Regions from separate parts of the Homo sapiens genome. Here all the other regions are linked to region 3. Evidence: read pairs that join two places in POLR2A ChIA-PET (ENCODE). Cell type or tissue: CD4-positive, alpha-beta T cell. All regions are shown on one strand.

What was found. ChIA-PET counts read pairs that join two places held together with the same protein. Peaks named below come from ENCODE experiments on the same cell type or tissue, not always from the same donor. Only the 100,000 strongest peaks of a DNase experiment are listed, where the experiment ranks them.
Region 1: POLR2A ChIA-PET joins it to region 3 with 6 read pairs; 10 of 35 experiments call an interaction of 5 or more read pairs at or near these places.
Region 2: POLR2A ChIA-PET joins it to region 3 with 9 read pairs; 10 of 35 experiments call an interaction of 5 or more read pairs at or near these places.

The regions. Positions count from the first base shown.
Region 1 is chr2:202,719,614-202,727,613 of GRCh38, forward strand. FAM117B (family with sequence similarity 117 member B) reads left to right here. Exons shown (of 8, transcript NM_173511.4): 3 at 5,304-5,396; 4 at 6,637-6,750. Among named protein-coding and RNA genes, the nearest start is that of FAM117B, 89 kb to the left of the region's middle. In CD4-positive, alpha-beta T cell, no CTCF peak of the experiment used is centred here; no DNase peak of the experiment used is centred here.
Region 2 is chr2:202,747,182-202,755,181 of GRCh38, forward strand. All of the region lies in intron 4 of FAM117B (family with sequence similarity 117 member B), which reads left to right. Among named protein-coding and RNA genes, the nearest start is that of FAM117B, 120 kb to the left of the region's middle. In CD4-positive, alpha-beta T cell, no CTCF peak of the experiment used is centred here; no DNase peak of the experiment used is centred here.
Region 3 is chr2:202,639,567-202,647,566 of GRCh38, forward strand. All of the region lies in intron 1 of FAM117B (family with sequence similarity 117 member B), which reads left to right. Among named protein-coding and RNA genes, the nearest start is that of FAM117B, 8.6 kb to the left of the region's middle. In CD4-positive, alpha-beta T cell, no CTCF peak of the experiment used is centred here; a DNase peak (open chromatin) is centred at 3,555; H3K4me3 peaks cover 1,835 bases; H3K27ac peaks cover 4,183 bases.

The DNA.
Region 1 (8,000 bases), 80 kb after region 3:
ACCAATAAACTTATCAAATTCAGGAGATGTAAGATTGATATAATACTGTTATTTAATATATGGTTTATATTCCAAATTTTTCAGTTGTTCAGAATTTGTTCTCTGTAGCAATTTCCCCTGTAAGCTAGGATCCAGTCAGGGAGCACACATGGCATTTACATGTCATTTCTCTTCAATATCCTTTAATCTAGAGAAGTTCCTCAGCCTGAGTTTTTGAGTCTTTCATGACATTAATGTTTTTTAAGAGTGTAGACCAGTATTTTTTTGAATGTTGTCAACTTGGGTTTATATATTCCTTTATGATAAGATTCAATTTGTTACATTTTTGTTAGGAATACTGTATGTGATGTATGTTCCTTTCTGTGCCTGTGGATCAAGAGGTACATGAAGTCAGTGATGTTAAGTTTGATCCATCAGAACCCTTTGTAACTAATAGTAATTTGTGGAGAAATATTTGAGATTGTAAATATTCTGTTCTCCAAGAAACATTCATTGGTTTTAGCATTTGTTGATGATTATTACTTAAGTCAGTTATTACTATAATAGTTCCAAAGTGATGACTTTGTAGCTCTGTCATTCTTCTGTATTGATTTGTTGGTCTAATACTTTCTAATGGAGGTATTTCTTTATGGAATTGTCCTAAATGGAGTTCATAAAATATCAGTGGAAATGACCTAAGATTTTTCTCCTTTTTATTATGGAAATGTTAAATATACAAAAAAAAAATCAGAATACTACAGCTGTGATTCAAGAGTTTTAAACATTAGTCATATTTGCTTTACCTGTCGTGTGTGTGTGTGTGTGTGTGTGTGTGCGCTGCAATTTTTGAAAGTATGTTGGAGATATGACATTTTTATCCCTACATATTTTGATATGTATCTCCTAAGAATATTTTCTATATAGCTACAACAGCATTAGGTCACCTAAAAAAATTAACAATTCCATAATATCACATAATAACCAGTTTATGTTAAAATTTCCCCAATATGTCTTTTTTTTTTTTAATGACCCAATTCAACATTTATACATTACACTTGGACCCAAAAGGACCCAGTTCCACATTCATACATTGCACTTGGCTTCTCTTAAGTCTTTCTTAATTTAGAACAGGTCATTCTCGCACTTTTTTCCTTAATTACATTAAGTTTTTAAATGAATTATTCACTTTGGAAAGAAAATAAACTGTTTGGTTTTGTAATTAGCAAGTAATTTGCGAGTTTTGGCACCGCACAAATATCCTGTTCTTTAGTAGCTTTTACCTAGTAGTTTTCACTTCCATTGATGATCCTTGCCTACTTCAGTTGTTTTCTTGGAGGTTGCATGTGCCCAAGCACACAACCACATACACAAACACAAATGAACAAGAAAAACTGATTTTTTTTGGTTACACACAAAATATCATATTCTATACATTTTTCTGCAACCTTGTATTTCACTTACTATATTAAGGAGTTTTCCTAAATAGAGGGATTCCCTCTTATCTCTAAGGGTTCCTCCCCTCTTCCATGAGGAGAGGTATAAACCAACTTTTTTTTTCTAACTATATTTGAGAACCTCTATAAGCTCTGAATTAAATATTGAACTAACATTTGAAATGCAAGGATAAAAATTTAAACAATTTTTGAATTTGGAATTGTATTTATAAAGCATCTCTTCATCATGATTTTAGCCTGAAGTTTTCATATAAATAGTAATATAAAATGTATGAAAGAGGGGTTATCATTTACATTTGATTAGAATTTGCAAAAAACTATTTTCATAAAACTTATTCTGTTTCTATCCTCTGTTTTACATGAAATTATTATGGTCATTTTTTTCATCAAAAAATATTTGCATTCTTTCATATATCTTTATGACCATAGAGATAACAAAATAAGTTACGACTACTTGGCCTAATGGAATGAAAATAATAATAAACATTTACTGAGTGAATGTTTTGTTCTTGGCACCGTGCTTAAAAATTAAACCCTTTACATATACTAACTCCTTTAATTACCTTATAATTTTAGTATGTAGATGACATTATTCCTTTTTTTTTGAGACAGGGTCTCGCTCTGACATCCAGGCTGGAGTGCAGTGGAGCAAGCACAGCTCAGTGCAGCCTCAACCTCCCAGGCTCAAGCAATCCTCCCACCTCAGCCTTTCAAGTAGCTAGGACTACAGTCGTGAGTCATGAGGCCCAGCTAATTTTTTACATTTTTTTAGAGATGAGGTCTCCCTGTGTTCCCCAGGCTGGTCTTGAATTCCTGGGCTCAAGTGATCCTGTAGCCTTGGCCTCTCAAAGCACTGGGATTAGCCATGCATAAGCATGAGCCGCTGTGCCTGGCCTGACATTATTCTTATAAATGAGGAATTTAAAAATTCATATAAGAGAAGCATCTTGTAAAGATACAATTTTTTTTTTTTTTTTTTTTGGAGATGGAGCCTCTCACTGTCGCCCGGGCTAGAGTGCAGTGGCGAGATCTCAGCTCACTGCAACCTCCACCTCCCAAGTTCAAGCGATTCTCCTGCCTCAGCCTCCCAAGCAGCTGGGATTACACGTGCCTGCCACCACGCCCGGCTAATTTTTTGTACTTTTTGTAGAGACGGGGTTTCACTATGTTGGCCAGGCTGGTCTCAAACTTCTGACTTCGTGATCCACCCGCCTCGGCCTCCTGGGATTACAGGCATGAGCCACCACGCCTGGCCCAAAAAATGTTATTTAACTGATCTGAAACTTAAACATGTTTGTTTAACACCAACATATGTGATTCTGAACCACGCATACTATGCTGCTTATTCACAATAGCAACGACATGGAATCAACCTAAATGCCCATCAACAGTAGCCTGGATAAGGAAAATGTGGTGCATATACACCATGGACTACTGTGCAGCCATAAAAATAAACAAGATCATGTCCTTTGCAGGAACATGGATGGAGCTAGAGGCCATTATCCTTAGCAAACTAACACAGGAACAGAAAACCAAATACTGCATGTTCTCACTTATAAATGGGAGCTAAATAATGAGAACACATGGACACATAGAGGGGAAGAGCAGATTCTGGGGCCTTCTAGAGGGTGGAGGGTGGGAGGAGGGAGAGGATCAGGGAAAATAGCTAATGAGTACTAGGCTTAGTACCTGGGTGACGAAATAATCTGTACAACAAACCCCCATGACACGAGTTTACCTGTTTACCTATGTAACCAGTACATGTACCCTTGAACTTAAAAATTAAAAAAAAAAAATTCATTTGTTAAGGTTTTAAATTTTATAGTATTAAGTTTATTATTTTGATTTTGGTTTTTGATTTTGATACTTTATGCTATATGGTCCTATTTACATGTTGATCTTTGTGACAGGTATTTTAACAATGGACTTAAAGAGCCTGTGGATCCTAATATGAGAAATTATAAGTACAGTAGGGGTCACCTCTGGGATGTGTGACATCAGTTGGTAACCTCAAAGTGAAACTGGAGTTTAGGGTGAAATAGGGCATAGAGTGGTGGGAAGTTGACCAAATTGTAGCCCTTCCTTTTGATTCAGTGTATTTAAGGATCCTTGTCAGAATGGAGTCCTTTTGGCTATAAGGAGAAGATCCAGACCTGGGACATGACTAATTAGAATCACAGTGTCTTCATTTTTGAAAACTTTTCCTTCCCCATTTGAAACTAGACCATTTTATAATTAGTAATTGGTACGTTAATAGTGCAAAAGATATTCAAACTGCACAGTATTTTTTGGTATTTTTTATTATTTCATGTACAAAATTCAGAAGGTACAGAAGGGTATACACTAAGGGTCTTTTTCCCCAGAGACAGCCACTGGTACCAATTTTCTTTGTTACCATCTATTTTCTTCCAGATATAATTTACACACACATGCATTCTTTTTAGCAGTCCCATATAAAGGCAGTTGCTATACACACGGTACTGAGCCTTGAGGTTTTTCACTTAACAGTATATCATGGAGATTATTTCATGTCTGTATATTGTGAATTTCCTTATTCATTTTTATAGCTGCACAGTACTCTGTTATAAAGGTATACCATAATTTATTTAGCCAAACCTAAATAAATCTAACTTACTTACATTGTTTCAGTCTTACTTGTAAGAACAGTGCTACAGGGAATAATAGGCAAGTCATTTTGTACATAAAGATGTGCATTTGGTATCTGTGCAGGATAAATTGTTAAATAAGGGGTTGCTGTGTCAGTTTGCGCATTTATAACTTTGACAGCAGGTGCTGAATATCCCCCCATAAAGGCTGTATGCTCCCACTAACAATATAGGAGAGTTTATATTAGCAAATTGCTCAATCTTGTTGAAGCTTTAACTTTCATTTCCCTTCTTATCAGTGAGGTTGAGCATAGTTTCATGTGCTAGGAACTCATTTGTATTTTCTTTCCCAATACACTTTTTAAATTCTGGGTTTGGTATAACTACTTAAGGTTTAACTTTTTTTTTTTTTTTTTTTTTTTTGAGACGGAGCCTCCCTCTGTCATCCAGGCTGGAGTACGGTGGCACGATCTCGGCTCACTGCAATCTCCACCTCCCGGGTTCAAGCGATTCTCCTGCCTCAGCCTCCTGAGTAGCTGGGATTACAAGCACACGCTAATTTTTGTATTTTTAGTAGAGACAAGGTTTCACCATGCTGGTCAGGCTGTTCTCGAACTCCTGACCTCGTGGCCTGTCCGCCTTGGCCTCCCAAAGTGCTGGGATTACAGGCGTGAGCCACCGCGCCCAGCCAGGTTTAACATTTTTGAAGCTGTTCTCTGAAGATACTTATGGCAAGACTAGACATAATATAGAAGTTAATATTACAAGCTCTGGAGTCTCAGGTTTATTTCTTGGCTTTGCCGCTTGTAACACCTTAGGCAACTTACATGTGTTAAGTCAGATAAAGCATATGAAAGCACAGTGCCTAGCACATAAGAGCACAAGAATGTTAGCTATTATTAGTGTGCCTGGTGCGTGCTAATAATAACTGACATTATTAGCTATTATATGTTAGTTAACTATGGTAACTCTAGTTATTATATATAGTTAACTTTGTTCCATAAATGCTTTATTTGTAGTATAATTATAATTATGTAAAAATACTAATTTTTTATTAGCAATAAAAATGAAGTATGCCAAAATATTAATTGTAATTAATACCAGTTAAGTAACTGGTGCCAGGAGAATTTTGAGTAATTTGTGTTAATTATTTTTAATGTCTAATTTTTTTGTAATGGAAATATGTTTTATAATAGAAAAATATGGTAGACATTGTTGTGAAATGATTTTTGTTAAATACACCTCCCCTCTTTTTTCATTACAGACAGAGAGTGCATGGGCTGAAGAATACTCTGAAAAGAAGAAAGGGTCTCACAAGCGCTCAGCATCTTGGGGCAGTACAGATCAACTTAAGGAGGTCAGAAAAATGGTTCTAAGATAGTGGGTGTGGAAATATGATCCTTTTGTTGGCTATTTCCTTGATATTATGGGCAGCAAGGATTTGTCGTTTTCCATTGATTTCTTTTTTCTTTTTGGCTTCTGAAATAACAAAAACAATTATTGTGTTGATTTAATAAAGATTTCAATAGGGATATTTATATATCACTTACCTGATTATGTATGTTTGTCTTTTTTTAGGAGAATTCATACCTGTCTATTAACATCAGATTTAAAAATTGTAACAATACAACAAATTCACATTTATTCTTTTTTTTTTTTTTTTGGGGTGTGCATGTGTGTGTGTGAGACGGAGTCTCGCTCTGTTGCCCAGGCTGGAGTGCAGTGGTGCGATCTTGGCTCACTGCAGGCTCTGCCTCCCAGGCTCAAGCAATTCTCGTGCCTCAGCCTCCCAAGTACCTGGGACTGCAGGTGTATGCCATCATGGCCAGCTAATTTTTGTATTTTCAGTAGAGATGGGGTTTCATCATGTTGTCCAGGCTGGTCTCTAACTCCTGACCTCAAGCAGTCTGCCTGCCTTGGCCTCCCAAAGTGCTGGGATTACAGGCATGAGCCACCGCACCTGGCCACATTTATTATTTTTCTATATATGGTGGTGTTTCTGAAATGCAGTACTCACTATAACCATGATGGTTATGGCTCCATGCTATGATTACCATTTTCTGTGCTGCTAATTAGTGACATTTTCATTTCACACATAATGTAGAAATGCAAAAACTCGGTCAAAGAATAAATAAGATATTCATTGGAATTGCATTCGTTATTTAAAGATGATATCTGTGAATATATTTCATGACTTGAGTTGATTTTTAAATACTGTGTAATTTTTGGAACTGTTGAAAGCTAGGTGTTCAATAAATCTAAATTGAAATAAAAATTAACTTATGGTAAAGGCAATGAGAATGATTGTTATTTTTTTAATTCTTCGTGAAAACTGTAATGTAATTTATTCTAAGTGCTGAAAACTATTTGTGTAGTACTTGGGAAGCTCGAAGGCTGAGAACAATGTTGGAACATATACACATACATGCATGTGTAGATGTGTATAAAATTATGAACAAAAAATGAGACTTTGTGATATGGTTCAAAAATTCAAAGGACTTATTAAGGGTAAGTTTTACTGGTTCTTATTAAGCAAGGATGTGTTTTTGTTTCATGTAGAAAACACTCTGGTGTACTTGCTATTTTTGCTTTCTCAGATTGCAAAATTACGCCAGCAGTTGCAGAGAAGTAAACACAGCAGTCGGCATCATCGAGATAAAGAAAGACAGTCTCCATTTCATGGCAACCATGCAGCTATTAACCAGTGTCAGGTAAGAGTACCAATACCACAAAATCCAGAAAAGGAATTTGTTGTTTTTCTGGTGATTTGTTATTTCATTGGTAATTGTTTAGGACAAAAATGCTCAAAAACATATTTGAAACAGTGATTTAAATACTGAATCACAGTCTTTATAAGAAAACAGAATATTAAGTTGACAAAATGATATTTTCCTTTAGTGACCTAAGATACGACTTCTAGGAGACATAGCTACTTATCTATTTTGGTTTACCATATTTTTGGCTTTATCAGTTCAATATTTTGGAGGCAGAATGACACAGAGAATTAAGCATTGGGTATGGAACAGGCCCTGGCTGAATAACTTATCTTTTCTAAGTCTCAGTTTCCTCATGTGAAGATGGGAATAATAATACCTGTCTCGGGCGGGGAACATCACACACCAGGGCCTGTTGTGGGCTGGGGCGATGGGAGAGGGATAGCATTAGAAGAAATACCTAATGTAAATGATGAGTTAATGGGTACAGCAAACCAAAACGGCACATGGGTATGTATGTAACAAACCTGCATGTTGTGCACATGTACCCTAGAATTTAAAGTATAATTTAAAAAAATGTAAAAAAAAAAATAGCTGTCTCATAGAAGTCTTTTGATAGAGACAAACCTTTATCTGCTTTGATTTTTTAGTAGAACCCATGAACTGCTCTTGATGGCTCATCCATCCAAAGAACACTTTTTTTTACTGAATTGAAATTGGATGAGATCTCTTGGCAAGGAGAAAGCAAGTTCATTTCAGGTCTTTTCAGGATCTTTCAAGTTCCAGAATTGAAGCTTTGGGAATGAGGAAGGCTGGATTGAATTTTCCATGTTAACAGTAAGGCAGCAGGGCCTGGAAGGTAGAGGGAAACTAGAAGACTTAGTTCTGTGACTCTCAGGTTGTTTTATAATACTGGAGTTGGCAAACTGTGGCCCGGGAGCCAAGAATGTCCCACCATGTGTTTCTGTAAATAAGGTTTTATTAGAAAACAGTCACTCTCATTTTTTATGTATTGTCTATTGCTCCTTTTTGTGCCACAAAAATATACATTTGACTCTCTATATCTTCAGGTTTTGCATTTATGGATTCAACCAACCATGGATCAAACATATTTTTGGAAAAATAGAATAGAATATGTATAAATATAAATATATTTTAAAATATAATTAAAAGTACAAATAAAAATACAGTATGACAACTATTTACATAGTATTTACATTGTATTAGGTATTATAAGTAATCTGGAG
Region 2 (8,000 bases), 110 kb after region 3:
AATCATTGTAATAGATACAGAAAAACCATGTGATAAAATTCAGCACTCATCCATGGTAAAAACTCTCAACAAATTAGGCATAGAAGGAAAATACCTTGACATAATAAAAGCAATAGGTGACAAACCCACAGCTAAATTGTACTGAATGGGGAAAAGCAGAAAGCCTTTCCTCTAAGAACTGAAACACGACAAGGGTGCCCATTTTCACCAGTTATTCAGTATAGTACTGGGGGTCCTAGCCAGAGCAACCAGATGAAAGAAAAAAAAGGCATCCAAACTGGAAGACAGAAAGTCAAATTTTTCTTTACAAATGACATGATCTTATATATGGAAAAACCTACCCATTCCAATTTATCTGTACATAAAATAAGAACCAAAAGACTACAAAAAAAATCACAAAACTGATAAATGAATTTACTAAAGTCGCTGGATACAAAGTCAATATATAAAAATGAGTAGTGTTTCTATACACTCACAGTGAACTAGCTAAAAAAGAAATAAAGAAAGCAATTCAGGTTACAATAGCTAAAAAAGAACAACAATAAAAAACCCTGAGAATAAATTTAACCAAGGAAATGAAAGATATCTACAACAAAAACTGCAAACACTAATGAAAGAAATTGAAGAGGACACAAATGGAAAGATATCCTATGTTCATAGGAAGAATTCATGTTGTTAAAATGACCATACTATCCAAAGCAATCTATAGATTGATTGCAATTAAAATATTAATTGTTTATGTTAAAGTACCAATGACATTCTTCACAGAAATAGAAGAAACAATCCTAAGATTTGAATGGAACCACAAAAGTCCCCAAATAGAGCCATACAAAGCAAAAAGAACAAAGCTAGAGGCATCATACTACCTGACTTCAAAATATATTACACAAAGCTATAGTCATCCAAACAGCATGGATCCACGGAACAGAATAAAGAACCCAGAAATAAATTCATGCATTTCAGCCAGCTGATTTTTCACAGAAGTGCTAAGAACATACACTGGAGGAAAGAACATCTTCAATAAATAGTGCTGGGAAAACTGATTTATGCAGAAGGATGAAAGTAGACCATTATCTCTTACCACATATAAAAATCGACCTAAAATGGATTAAAGCCTTAAAGGTAAGACCCAAAACTACAAAACTCCTGGAAGAAAACATAGGGGAAATGTTTCAGCACATTGGTCTAGGCAAAGATTTTATGGCTAGGACTACAAAAGCCTAGGTAACAAAAAAATATATACAAATGAGACTATATTAAATTTAAAAGCTTCTGTACAGCAAAGGAAACAACAGAGTGAAGAGAAAACCTGTTGAATGGAGGAAAATATTTGCAAACTATTCATCCAACAAGGAACTAACATCGAGAATCTTCAAGGAACTCAATAGCAAAAAACAACAACAACAAAGAATCCCATTAAAAAATGGGCAATCTGACTAGACATTTCTTAGAAGAGACAGATTAAATGTCTGACTAGACATTTCTCAAAAAAAGACATAGATTAAATGGCCAACAAATATATATTTTAAAAAGTTCATCTTTACTAGTCATCAGGGAAATGCAAATCAAATCCAAATCCATAATGAGATATCACCTCACCCCTGTTAGAATGGCTGTTATCAAAAAGACAAAAATTAACATATCAAAGGGATACCCTGCGCTCACATGTTTATCGTAGCCACTCTCGGTAGCCATTGTATGGAATCAACCTAAGTGCCCATCAACAGTTGAATGAATAAAGAAAAATGTGGTTGTGTGTGTGCGTGTACATGTGTATACATAACTGATGAGTATTTCATTGTGTATTCTACAATATAAAAACTGAAGGAATGAGAGCACTGGTAGTTTATGAAACTTAGCAAAGGTTTAGAAAAAATAAATCCAATTTAGAGAGTTTCATGAAACATATATATTCATAGAGTGCAGATAAAAATGTGAGGAGTAAAAATATTTTACTATTTGGTTTGGCATTATGAATCAAAGTCCTGAAAAATCTTTACTATCCTTTATGTCCCCCCAGGAAAATAGCTCCTCACCCCAGGAATTTATTCTAAGGAAGTATTTACATATGTGTGCAAATAATTGTCTAGGAGGATGTGCATGACAGTATGGTTCTGTAATAGTGAAAAATTGAAAACTATTTGTTTAATAGAGCATTGATTTCTTAAGTAATGCCCTCATAAAAAAATTATGCAACTATAAAAATGATTTGGTTAAACGTTTTAAAGCATAGAGATAGGTTACAGGTCTGGTATAATGTTAAAAAAAAAAAACCACTGGGTTCAGAACACTAGGTACGATCTGTTTCTGGTTAAAAGTGTATATGTATATAGAAGAAAAAGGACTAGATAGAAGAGTTTTTATAAAATTATTAATAGTTGTTATCTCTGGTGATTGACATGTATTTAATTTTCTTTCTTCACTGAATATTTTTTTTACTTTTGCAATAAAGAAAACAATGGCAGTCCAGGCACAGTGACTCATGCTTGTAATCCCTGTACTTTGGGAGGTCAAGGCTGGGAGGATCACTTGAGGCCAGGAGTTTGAGACCAGCCCGGGCAACATAGTGAGACCCTATCTCTAATTATATTTTTAAAATTATTTAAATAAAAAAAGAGTAAACAATGAAGTTAAAAATAGTTTCTCAGGGCAGACTTTTTATGGACATATTCAAGTTCTCTGGATCACTATATCTCTGGCTTATGTTTAAGTATGTTCTTAAGTCTATTGAAAACTGTAGAAATAAAAAAAATTAAAGGTGAGTGTATTAGTCTCTTCAGGCAGCCATAACAAAATATTATGCATAGACTACGTGACTTTACACAACAGAAATTTATCTTCCAGTTCTGGAGACTCTTAAGTGCAAGATCAAGGTGCCAGCAGGGTTGGTATTTGGTTGAGGGTTCTCCCCTTGGGTTGCAGACAGCTCCCTTCTTGCTGTGTGCTTATATGAGCTCTTCGTGTGCATGGGAATGGGAGGTGACTCTCTGGTGTCCTCTTGGACCGGGGCTGCCTCCCCCATATGACCTAATTTAAACTTTACTGCTGAGTGGGCACAGTGGCTCATGTTTGTAATGTCAGCACTTTGAGAGGCTGAGGCTGTCTGATTGCTTGAGCCCAGGAGTTTGAGGCCAGCCTGGGCAACATGGTAAAACCCTGTCTCTACCAAAAAAGTACAAAAATTAGCCAGGCATGGTGGCATGTGCCTGTAATCCCAGCTACTCGGGAGGCTGAGGTGGGAGGATCGCCTGAGGCCAGGAGGCAGAGGTTGTAGTGAGCCAAGATCATGCCACTGCACTCCAGCCTGGGCAACAAGGTGAGACCCTGTCTCAAACAACAACAACAAAACAAAACTCAACTACTGCCTTAGATGCCCCATGTCCAAATACAGCCACATTGGCAGTTAGGGCTTCAACATATGATTTTGGGGGGACACACACATCCATATACCAGCCTTGTTGAACAAGCATCTTATATGTTCTAGGCTCTGTGCTTGGCAGTGGCACTAAAGAGATTAATAAGACATAGTTTCTCTCCTCAGGTTAATTGTAGAAAAATAATCCAAAAGAAAAAAATACCACCTCTGTTCCCAGGTGTAGCTTGCTTCTGATATTTTGGGGAAATAGTCTTTTTTTCTGGGTGAAATATAAATCTGTGTGTGTGTCTGTTTTATACGCATGCATTGGCTTTTGGTTGAATAAACATGAAGGGGCAAAGGAAGAATGTTCTTTTCACTTCCTGCTTTTGTGAAATATCTGGCGTATATGAAACTTTTGTTCCAGTAGGTAGAACAGAAAATGTTGAGAAATTAGGTGTGTAGGTTTCTAGAGAGAAATTATAGAATTTATTCTATAAACATAGAATTTATGTTTATATTTGAGGAAAGGGAAAATCAAAAAATATAAGGGCTAAACCCTTGAAGACATATAGATAAGCTTTAGTCCCATAATTTTCTGTTTGCAAATTTGCAAAATTATTTTACAATTCACCTAAAAATTGCATCATTCTTTACAGATCACTCTGTGTTACTTGAAGTTTATAGCTCAGCTGACTACTGCAGGTTACATCAGAAATTTGAGTTTTTATACCTATGGAGTGTTAGTGACTTAAAGTTTTATTGTCTGACCAGTACTTGATTTATGACATTGATTGTGCTTTAGCCACCCACTAAACTGTATATAGAGTTGTCACCGCTTATGAAAGCTGAAAGGGTCTAACCAGGACAAGTGTTCACATCAAATGAACTAGACTAAGAGAATAGATCTATGGATATGGCTAAGATCTTCCTCAAAAAAATAGTTTTGAGGCTGGACACAGTGGCTCACGCCTGTAATCCCAGCACTTTGGGAGGTCCAGGTGGTGGATCACCTGAGGTCAGGAATTTGAGACCAGCCAGGCCAACGTTGCGAAACCTCATCATCTCTACTAAATATACAAAAATTTAGCTGGGCGTTGTCGCGGGTGCCTGTAATCCCAGCTACTCGGGAGGCTGAGGCACAAGAATCACTTGAACCCGGGAGGCTGTGGTTGCAGTGAGCTGAGATTGCACCACTGCACTCCAGCCTAGGAGACAGACCGAGACTCCATCTCAAAAAAAAAAAAAAAAAAAAAAATAGGTTTTGACAATTGTATATCTGTGCACCAAAGATCTGAGCTATGGAGAGTGGCTCAAAAATATAAGTTGAATTTTTAAAAATTATATAAATTTTCTCTATAAAACACTTATAGAACACCCAAACTTAAAATTTTCTTTCCTTTGGTAGTGGATGCTGAGAATGGAAAAGGGATCAGAAAGAAGAGATGGAAGTAAAGGGAATAAGTAATACAGAAGCTTGAGGCTGTGGGGAATGTGGGAACAGAGGGACTTATAAAAAGGGAAAAATTAGGAGACACTATATGTGAAAGAAAATAAGTGACACTTGAAAAAAATGTGAAAAGATAATTATTTTAAGAATAAAATACATAATAGGGAAAATACAAAATAAAAATTGCAGCTACTGTTTTCTGAGCATTCATGCTTTAGACGCCAGGCACCATACCAGGTTTCCTGTCATTTCATCTTTAAAGCCATGAGGTAGGTTTCTGTGTCCTGTGTTACATATGAGGACCCAACACTAACTGAGCAGTGGAGACATCCTCTCTCAGCACTTCTGCGTGGAGCTTCCCCTTGGCCTTTTTTAATCACAGATTTCTTGTGTTTGCCAAGGATTCTTGTTGTATTTATTATGCTTTTTCTTTTTTTTTTTTTTTTCCAGTTCTGAAGGGGAGCAGGAATAAAAGGAGAAATAGAGATTTAACACTAAGTTCTGTATCAGACAGCAAGATTATCAGGGAATAAAACTGATGGTCATTGATTAGAATCATTTCTAATCAGTGTTACCTTTGTCTTCCTTTGTCTTTGTCTGTTACCTTTGTCTTCTTGCCCACCTCTTCCTGAAAGAGGTTTTCCAAAGAAACTTTCCTAAATGAAGGATAGGTTAATCACATTTCTTTGCTAGACAGCAGAAGAATCTGCAAGATGTTTATCTGGCACACTGATGTTACTAGCTTTGGCGGATACCTCTGTTAATGCTTGTTTCATATTTTATTTTGAATATCTTGTCAGGAAACAAGTAATATCCTGTAATTATGTAACCAGATAGTTCTTTCCAAAAGTAATACTGTGACAATAAAAACATTTTTAATTTAAAAATCTCTACATAGATTTTGGAAGTGGTTCTGTTAAATAAATAAGTCATATTGTGAAAATGGCCATACTGCCCAAAGTAATTTATAGATTCAATGCTATTCCCATCAAACTACCATTGACATTCTTTACAGAATTAGAAAAACTATTTTAAATTTCATATGGAATCAAAGAAGACCCTGTATATAGCCAAGACAATCCTAAGCAAAAAGTACAAAGCTGGAGGCATCATGCTACCTGACTTCAAACTATACTATAAGGCTACAGTAACCAAAACAGCATGGTACTGGTACCAAAGCAGACATATAGACCAACGGAGCAGGACAGAGACCTTAGAAATAACACCACACATCTACAACCATCTGATCCTTGACAAACCTGACAAAAACAAGCAATGAGGAAAGGATCTCCTATTCAGTAAATGGTGCTAGGAAAACTGGCTAGCCATATGCAGAAAACTGAAACTGGACCTCTTCCTTATACCTTATACAAAAATTAAGATGGATTAAAGACTTAAATGTAAAACCCAAAAGCATAAAAACCCTAGAAGAAAACCTAGGCAATACCATTCAGGACACAGGCATGGGCAAAGACTTCATGACAAAAACACCAAAAGCAATTGCAACAAAAGCCAAAATTGACAAATGGGATCTAATTAAGCTAAAGAGCTTCTGCTCAGCAAAAGAAACTATCATCAGAGTGAACAGGCAACCTACAGAATGGGAGAAAACTTTTGCAATCTACCCATCTGACAGAGGTTTAATATCCAGAATTTACAAGGAACTTAAACAAATTTACAAGAAAAAAGCAACCCCATCAAAAAATGGACAAAGGATATGAACAGACTCTTCTTAAAAGAAGACATTTACACGGCCAACAAACATGTAAAAAAAAAAAAACATGAAAAACTCAACATCACTGATCATCAGAGAAATGCAAATGAAAACCACAATGTGATACCATCTCACGCCAGTCAGAATGGCAATTATTAAAATAAGTCAGAAAACAATAGATGCTGGTGAGGCTGTGGAGAAATAGGAATGCTTTTACACTGTTGGTGGGAGTGTAAATTAGTTCAACGATTATGGAAGACAGTATGGCAATTCCTCAAGGATCTAGAACCAGAAATACCATTTGACCCAGCAATCCCATTACTGAATATATACCCAAAGGGTTATAAATCATTCTACTATAAAGACACATGCACATATGTGTTTATTGCAGCACTGTTTACAATAGCAAAGACATGGAACCAACTGAAATGCCATCAATGATAGACCAGATAAAGAAAATGTGGTACATATACTTCATGGAATACTATGCAGCCATAAAAAGGAATGAGATCATGTCCTTTGCAAGGACATGGATGAAGCTGGAAGCCATCATCCTTAGCAAACTAACACAAGAACAGAAAACTGAACACCGCATGTTCTCACTCATAAGTGGGAGTTGAACAATGAGAACACATGGGCACATAGAGGGGAACACACACCAGGGCCTGTTTGAGGTGGGAGGTGAAGAGAGGGAACTTAGAGGACTGGTCAATAGGTGCAGCAAACCACTATGGCACACGTGTACCTTTGTAACAAACCTGCATGTTCTGCACATGTATCTTATTTTTTTTAAGAAGAAACAAAAACAATAATAAACCCCCCCCAGAATATAAATAATTATATAGATTAATCTGTTCTCATGTTGCTGTAAATACCTGAGACTGGGTAATTTATAAAGAAAACAGGGGCTGTGCATGGTGGCTCACACCTGTAATCCCAGCACTTTGGGAGGCTGACATGGGCGGATCACAAGGTCAGGAGTTTGAGACCAGCCTGGCCAATATGGTGAAACCCCGTCTCTACTAAAAATACCAAAAAAATTAGCCAGGTGTGGTGGCGGGTGCCTGTAGTCCCAGCTACTCAGGAGGCTGAGGCAGAAGAGTCGCTTGAACATGGGAGGTAGAGGTTGCAGTGAGCCGAGATCACATCACTGTGCTCCAACCTGGGTGACAGAGTGAGATTCGTCTCAAAAAAAAAAAAAAAAAAAGAGGCTTAATTGACTAACAGTTCTGCAGGCTGTACAGGAAGCATGACGCTGGCATTTACTTGGTGTCCGGGGAGGCCTCAGGAAACTTAAATCATGGTGGAAGGCAAAGGGGGAAAGACACAGGTCACATGGCCAAGCAGGAGCAAGAGAGAGAAGTGGGAGGCGCTACACACCTTTAAACAACCAGATTTCGTAAGAACTCACAGTACTAAGAGGGACTGTGCTAAACCATTCATGAGAGATCCACCCCCATGATTTGGGTGAGACATCCAAA
Region 3 (8,000 bases):
TACAAATGGAGAGATGGTATAACATCGAGGTGAGGAGGATATACTTTGGGTAGACAGTTTGAGTTTAATACCTGTGTTCTGCCAACTAGAAGCCATGTGATATGGAAAGTTATTTTTCTTATCTGTGAAATGGGTGGTGAAATCTACTTCATATGATAGTAGGGATTAAATAAGGGAAAACTGAAAAACAGCACAGTACCTCAGTATAAAAGTTAGCTGTTGTGTATCATATTAGTTTTGCTTCTAGTTTTAGTGTATTTAACATAAATTACCAGTGTAGGTTCAGTTTTCATGGTTGTATGAAGTTTCAAATTGGTGATAACATTGCCTGTGAACATCCAGAATGGTGTTTCTCAAAGTGTAGTCTGTGGTTCATCTGTATCAGAATTACTTAGGGTGTGTGGTATAATAAAAAAAATTTGGTCGGGCACGGTGGCTTATACCTGTAATCCCAGCATTTTGGGAGGCCAAGGTGGGTGGATGACCTGAGGTCAGGAGTTCGAGACCAGCCTGCCCAACATGGCGAAACCCTGTCTCTACTAAAAATACAAAAAATTAGACAGGTGTGGTGGCAGGCGCCTATAATCCCAGCTACCGGGGAGGCAGAGGCAGGAGAATCACTTGAACCCAGAAGGTGGAGGTTGCAGTGAGCCGAGATTGTGCCACTGCACTCCAGCCTGAGCAACAAGAGCAAAACTCCGTCACAACAACCACCACCACCACCACAAAATATATATATATATATATATATATATATATATATATATATATATATATGGCAAGTCGTGTTCTTGCTAGTTTCCCCCTTCCTTTGGATGTATTAAGTTGTGTATAAATTCGTTTGTTTATTGGAGTTGGGGAGTGCCAAGGGCAGCAAAAAGTGATAACTTCTTTGGACTAATAGGCAGAATCAAGAAGCAAGATAACCAGAACTTATATTTGTGTCATCTTTGATGTCTACTTTCTAGTACCTTATGAAATATGTCTCTAAGAATTTAGTGTTTCTCTAACATTTGGAGGATTGCTGCTAACATTACACATTCAAGGGAATTCTTTTTTTTTTTGGAGACTGGGTCTCTGTCACCCAGGCTGGAGTGTAGTGGCACGATCTCGGCTCACTGCAACCTCTGCCTCCGGGGTTCGGGTAATTCTCCCGCCTTAGCTTCCCGAGTAGCTGGGACTACAGGTACATGCCACTATGCCCAGCTAATTTTCTGTATTTTGGGTAGAGACTGGGTTTCACCATGTTGCCCAGGGTGCTCTCCAACTCCTGAGCTCAAGCTATCTGCCTGCCTCAGCCCCCCAAAGTGCTGGGATTAGAGGCACGAGTCACCCACACCCGGCTAAAGGGAATTCTTTTGGTTTGTGATGTCTATATTTTGCAATGAAGATGAGACAAAGTAGAAACTATTAGTTTTATGTCTTGGCTAGTAGAATTTACATTTAATTAAGTTAAATTCTGTAAGCTTTGATTGAACTACTCTGTGTTATTAACAGTGTAATACAAAGATGTAAAACACACAAGGAATTCCAGAGACTCACAAACTAGCCATGTAAGACAGATACATAAGCATATAATGTGATGAGTTTTCTGGCTTAGAGAGTGAATAATTCCACAGGGGATGGGTATAGAGGTTCCCTCAGAGGAGATGAATTTTGAATTGGATTACAAAGGGAAGAACAGAACTTTGCAGTTGGATCTTAGAGGTGTGAAAATAAGCCTATCATATTCAGTTCTTTGTGGCTTGAAATGTAGGGTAATAGGGTGTTGGGATGGGGAGAGCGGAAATAGTAGAGAAAGAAGGGAGAGACGTAAGTTTTCAGAATGACTTTGAATAGAATATATACATTAGAAAGTATTCCATGGTTAATAGTATGTACTCTGGAGCCAGACTGTCAGGGTTCAGACCCTGGAGTTGCCATTTACTTGCTAGCAGTTTAACTTTAGGCAAGTTCACTTTACTTGTAAAAAGGGGATACTAATGATACTTACCGTAGATAATTGTTTCAAGGAATAAAATCTTTGTAATCTGTGTGTGGGGTATAGGAATCTCAATATTAGATATTTTATTTTCTTTTTTTTTTTTTTTGAGATGGAGTTTCACTCTTGTTGCCCAGACTGGAGTGCAATGGCAGATCTTGGCTCATTGTAACCTCCGCCTCCTGGGTTCAAGCGATTCTCCTGCCTCAACCTCCTGAGTAGCTGGGATTACAGGCGCCTGCCACCACGCCCAGCTAACTTTTGTATTTTTAGTAGAGACAGGGTTTCACTATGTTGGCCAGGCTGGTCTCGAACTCCTGACCTCAGGCGGTCCATCCGCCTCGGCCTCCCAAAGTGCTGAGATTACAGGCATGAGCCACCGCGCCTGGCAGATATTTTCTTTTTTTTTTTTTTTATCGGAGTCTTACTCTGTCGCCCAGGCTGGAGTGCAGTGGTGTGATCTCGGCTTACTGCAACCTCCGCCTCCCAGGTTCAAGCCATTCTCCTGCCTCAGCCTCCTGAGTAGCTGGACTACAGCCGTGTGCCACCATGCCCGGCTGATTTTTGTACTTTTTTTTTTTTTTTTTAGTAGAGACGGGATTTCACCATATTGGACAGGCTGGTCCTGAACTCCTGACCTCGTGATCTGTCCGCCTCGGCCTCCCAAAGTGCTGGGATTGCAAGCGTGAGCCACCACGCCCAGCCAGATATTTTCACATCATTGTCTTCCTTCTCATCCAAGGCTTTAGGCACTCACAGTTATTATTACTAGTATTTATATTCTTAGAATAAATAGAATATATATATATATATATATAAAATGAGTAGAGTGTGACTTGAGATAGGAGAAACTCACAAAGGCATTGATCACCTGAATTTTGGGGGAATGGCAGTGGGAATGGCAAGAGTAAAAAAGATTGAAAAGACTGATTTGGCAAACTGTTGGATGTAGGGATTGAGAAACGGGGAGTTGAGGGTGATAGTTTGGATGGTGGTTCTAATTGATAACAGTGAGGAGAACAGATTTGGGAAAAGAAAATGAACTCAGTTGTGGATGTATTTGGTTTGTGCTCTCAGGAACTTCAGATAATTTTCTAGATTGTGGCAAATAACATTTTAAAACTCAGGGATACACTTTGAACTTGGGGGTAAAAATTAGGACTCATTTATTGCAGTTCAGTAAACATTCATTTAACATGTACATCATGCTAGGCATTTACATGTGGGCAACACTCGAAATGACTAATCACTAGGGTGGATAAAATGATAGGGAAAATGCTGAAGATAGAACTCTGGGAGGAAACAAGCATTTTTAAGGGTAGAAAGAAAAGCCAGTGAAGAAACCTGTGAAATGTGGTAGGAGGAGAAATGGTAGAATAGTGTTGAGAAAGCCGAAAAGAAAGATTGTATTTCAAGGAGAGATAGGAAAGATTTTCAAATGTCGTGAAGTAGGCTGAGCCTGGAGAATAGGCCTTTGAATCTGGCATGTAGATTAGTCAATGATCTGTGAGAGAAAGTAGTTTGAGAAGCATGTTGGGGGCACAAATCAAAGTGGAGGATGAGGAAGTAGAGGTAATGAGTATAAAGTACTTTAATGTGGACGGAAGGAAAGTGAAAAAACTGGGTGAAGGGTGTGCTTAAGCTTCAGTTATTTACAGGATGTGGAAAACTTCAGCTTGTTTATAGCTTTTAGGGAAAGGATTTATAGAATGAAAGATTGTAAATTCAAGAGAAGATGGTAAATGTAGATGGAGCAAGGTTATGGAAAATGCGAGAGGCATGGGATCCAGTACATGGTAGAGTCTGGAAATCTCAGAAACAAGGACATTTTTTTCTCTGAGGAGGGGAAGAGGTAAGGGCGTAGGTTAAGATGATAGGTAAATCAGCAGTAGAAGGGAAGGAAGTTGAGAAAGTAAGCTACTTCCTTTTCCAAACTACTTGAAGGCAAAAATAGCATGCTTGTCTTTATACTATATTTTTAAATTTAAATTTATTTTTTTAAACTACGTGTGCATAATTTAAAATGTCAAATAGCACTGAACTTATTATCAAATAAAATGTTCCCTTGTCACATCTTTCTCCACTCCCTCTTCCTGCCCCCTAGAAACAACCACTTTCAACTCTTAGAGGTTTCTTTGGCTGTTTACCTACACATTTCTTTTTCTTTCTTTCTTTTTTTTGAGACAGAGTCTCGCTCTGTCACCCAGGCTGGAGTGCAATGTCAGGATCTCAGCTCACTGCAACCTCTGCCTCTTGGGTTCAAGCAATTCTTATGCCTCAGCCTCCTGAGTAGCTGGGATTGTAGGTGTGTAGCACCATTCCCTGCTAATTTTTGTATTTTTAGTAGAGGCAGGGTTTCCCCGTGTTGGCCAGGCTGGTCTCGAACTCCTGGCCTCAAGTGATCCACCCGCCTTGGCCTCCCAAAATGCTGGAATTACAGGCGTGAGCCACCGTGCCTGGCCTACACATTTCTAAATAATATGCTATACTACTGCTTTAGGAGCTGTTTTTTTTTTGTTTTTTTTTTTTTTTTTTTTCAGTTTTATGTATTATGTAGTGACTTGCTACTGTGGAAAATGTACACTTAATTCTCTAATCACCATCCTACCGAATCCTTCCATTGTAGGTGTAGCATCTTTTGGTTAAATCAGTATTAATGTTATTATGACCATGTAAATATTGATTACAGTAGAGCCTTGTTGGATACTACAGTTATATTTTCTTTTTAAATAACTTTTTGTGGTCTTTGAGGTTAAAATTGTTTTTCATTTTGATTGCTTCGTTTTCTATGTACCTATCACAAATTTATCCCTAAGAAAGTTTTGATAATGGAAACTTCCTGTAAATAATTAAAAACATAGCAGAGAGTTACTTTTGTTTATTTTCCTTGGAGATATGTCTTTTGGAGTCCCTCATCCTCATATTCCAAATTAGCTCATTGATCTCTACATCTGTGGCACAGCTATTAGAACCGGGAACTTCCCTGGGAATTCTCTTCACTTCTCTCCTGTTTTGGATACTCTAATTTCTGGATGTTGTTTTGCTGGAGTGCATTTTCCAATAATTTTTTGAGAGAGGATACATGGGAGGTATATGTTATACCCAGACCTTGAATATCTTCAGTGATGTCTTTATACTTGCCGGTTTGACTGGGTATAGAATTAGAATTGTAGGTTGGAAATAATTTTTCCACTGGGTATTGAAAGCACTTCATCTTCTAGCTTTTGGAATTGCTGTTGAGAATTTGGATGCCATTCTGATTCTTAATCCTTTGTTGGTGATGGTGTCTGTCCTCTGTGGAAGGGTTACCACCATTCTGAAATGAGGATTGCCTTGTTGTGAGGTGTTTCATTGTTTGTTTTCTGTTCACTGTGCTGGTTACTCTGTGGGCTTTTTCAGTCTAGAGACTATTTCTGGGAATTTTTCTTTTATTATTTCTCCTTTCTGTTATCTTTGTTTTTTGTCTTTTTGGAAGCTGTGTTATCTAGTTGTGGTATATCTTGGAGCACATCTGTAATTTAACAATTTCTGTCTAGTTTCCGTATCTTTATCTGTTTGCATTTCTTTTTTATTATTTTTCAAAATTTCAAAATATATTTTCTTTTAAAAAATAGAGACTGAGTCTCGCTGTATTGCCCAGGCTGGTCTGGAACTCCTGGCCTTAAGTGATGCTTTTGCCTTGGCCTCCCAAAGTGCTGGGATTACTCACGCCTGGCCTGTTTCTTTTTTTTCTTTCTTTTTTTTTTTGTTTGTCTGTTTTTGAGACAGAGTCTCGCTGTCGCCCAGGCTGGAGTGCAGTGGCGAGATCTCGGCTCACTGCAGGCTCCGCCCCCCGGGGTTCACGCCATTCTCCTGCCTCAGCCTCCCGAGTAGCTGGGACTACAGGCGCCCGCCACCTCGCCCGGCTAATTTTTTGTATTTTTAGTAGAGACGGGGTTTCACTGTGTTAGCCAGGATGGTCTTGATCTCCTGACCTCGTGATCTGCCCGCCTCGGCCTCCCAAAGTGCTGGGATTACAGGCGTGAGTCACTGCGCCCGGCAGCCTGTTTTTATTTCTATCAGATTTATTTATTTGAGACGGAGTCTCGCTCTGTCGCCCAGGCTAGAGTGCAGTGGAGAGATCTCGGCTCACTGCAACCTCCGCCTCCCGGGTTCAAGCAAGTCTCCTGCCTCAGCCTCCCGAGTAGCTGGGACTGTAGGCGCGCGCCACCACGCCCAGCTAAATTTTTTGTATTTTTAGTAGAGACGGGGTTTTACCAAATTGGCCAGGCTGGTCTCGAACTCCTGACCTCAGGTGATCCGCCCGCCTTGGCCTCCCAAATGCTGGGATTACAGGAGTGAGCCACAGCGCCCGGCCTATCAGATTTATTTTTATCTTGTATTCGTTTTATTGATTTTTACATTTTGGCCATTATACTTCAGTTCTTCAAGAGCACTTGCCTTGCTGTTTGTTCTTTGTCCTGTTAATGCCTAAAAGTTTTTTGTTTTTTTTTTTTTGAGATGGAGTCTTGCTCCGTTGCCCAGGCTGGAGTGCAGTGGCACTATCTTGGCTCACTTCAGCCTTCGCCTCCCGGGTTCAAGCAATTCTCCCACCTCAGCCCCCTGAGTAGCTGCGACTACAGGGGCACACCACTACACCTGGCTAATTTTGGTGGGTTTCACCATGTTGGCCAGGCTGGTCTTGAACTCCTGACCTCAAGTGATCCGCCTGTCTCCACCAGCCAGAATGTTGGGATTATAAGCGTGAGCCGCTTGGCCTGGCCACTTTCTATTAATATTTAAGTGAGACATTAAAATGCTGATTAAATGTTTTCTGTGTTTAGATCAGGCTGCTTGTCTGGAGCATGTTACTCTAGAAAGAAGACGCAGGGACTCCCAAAAGTAGGTTTTTTTTCTTCTCTTGGGCCAGTTTCCCCAGGGAAGAGACCTCAGTATCATGCCTAAGGATATGTGTAGTGTCCTTAAGTCCAGAGCCTGTCTCGTTAATTTCTATAGCGCAGATTTTCCCAATCTTTTTGTTCTGGAGACTCCTTGGCATCGTTTCCATTTCTCAGGGAACCCAGGCATTTGTCACCAGGAAGTTGAGATATATTGCTCTAGTAATAATTTATGCTCTTTTGAGTACGAGTGGTTTCTCTATGAATCTGTTTATTTGACCATCTTATTAGCCTATTCATTTTGTATGGTTTTCCTCTCTCCCCTAAGGATATCATCATTATTGCAAGTGAGTAGTGAAGTAAAGGAAACTTTAGTTTTTCCTTCTAAAGAAATTCCTGTATGATTTTTTTTTACCTTGTTTAAGTGATAACAATAGTTTTATCCCCAGTTTTTAGTATACAAGATGCTAATGAGATATTATGTGATCTAGGGTATGTACAAGAGGCACACCCCCAGCCAGCTTTTAAGACTAAACATGTTATTTTTAACTAACTTTTTTTGGGGGAAAATGTGCAGTTAAGCTTAGCTTACCTTTCTTGAAATTAATCTCTTCCCTTTTCTTAGATTTTTAAAAACTTATAAGGCAACCATAATGTTTTGATTAAATAATTTATATAAGACAAAATGGGATTTATTTTTTCTAAAGGTATATTTAATTTAAATGAACTTAGTAAAGTTATTTTTTACAATAGGAAAATTTATAATGTTTATAGTAAAAGCTACTAAAACCATAAAGCAAGGCAATATAAAAAAATATAGCTTAACACAATTTTATCTGAGAGCTTCAAAAATTTCTTTTTCTGTAACAAGATCTGTGTCAAATATAGGTCTAGCAGAATTATTAATGTGTGGCGATTTCTTGGTCTCTATTCTAGACCTGTACATAAAAAGTGATATTTTCAAAACTGAAAAAAACAGTTTATTTATTTCAACAAAACGTGTATATATATTTTTTTCTGTACAAATACTCAGTTCTGGGTTGAGCTTGAAATGAGCACACCCAGATTTCATATTCAACTGAAATGAAACTTTCTTCTTTGATCTTGATGCTTGTTAAACAAGAAGAAGCTTGTTGATGCAT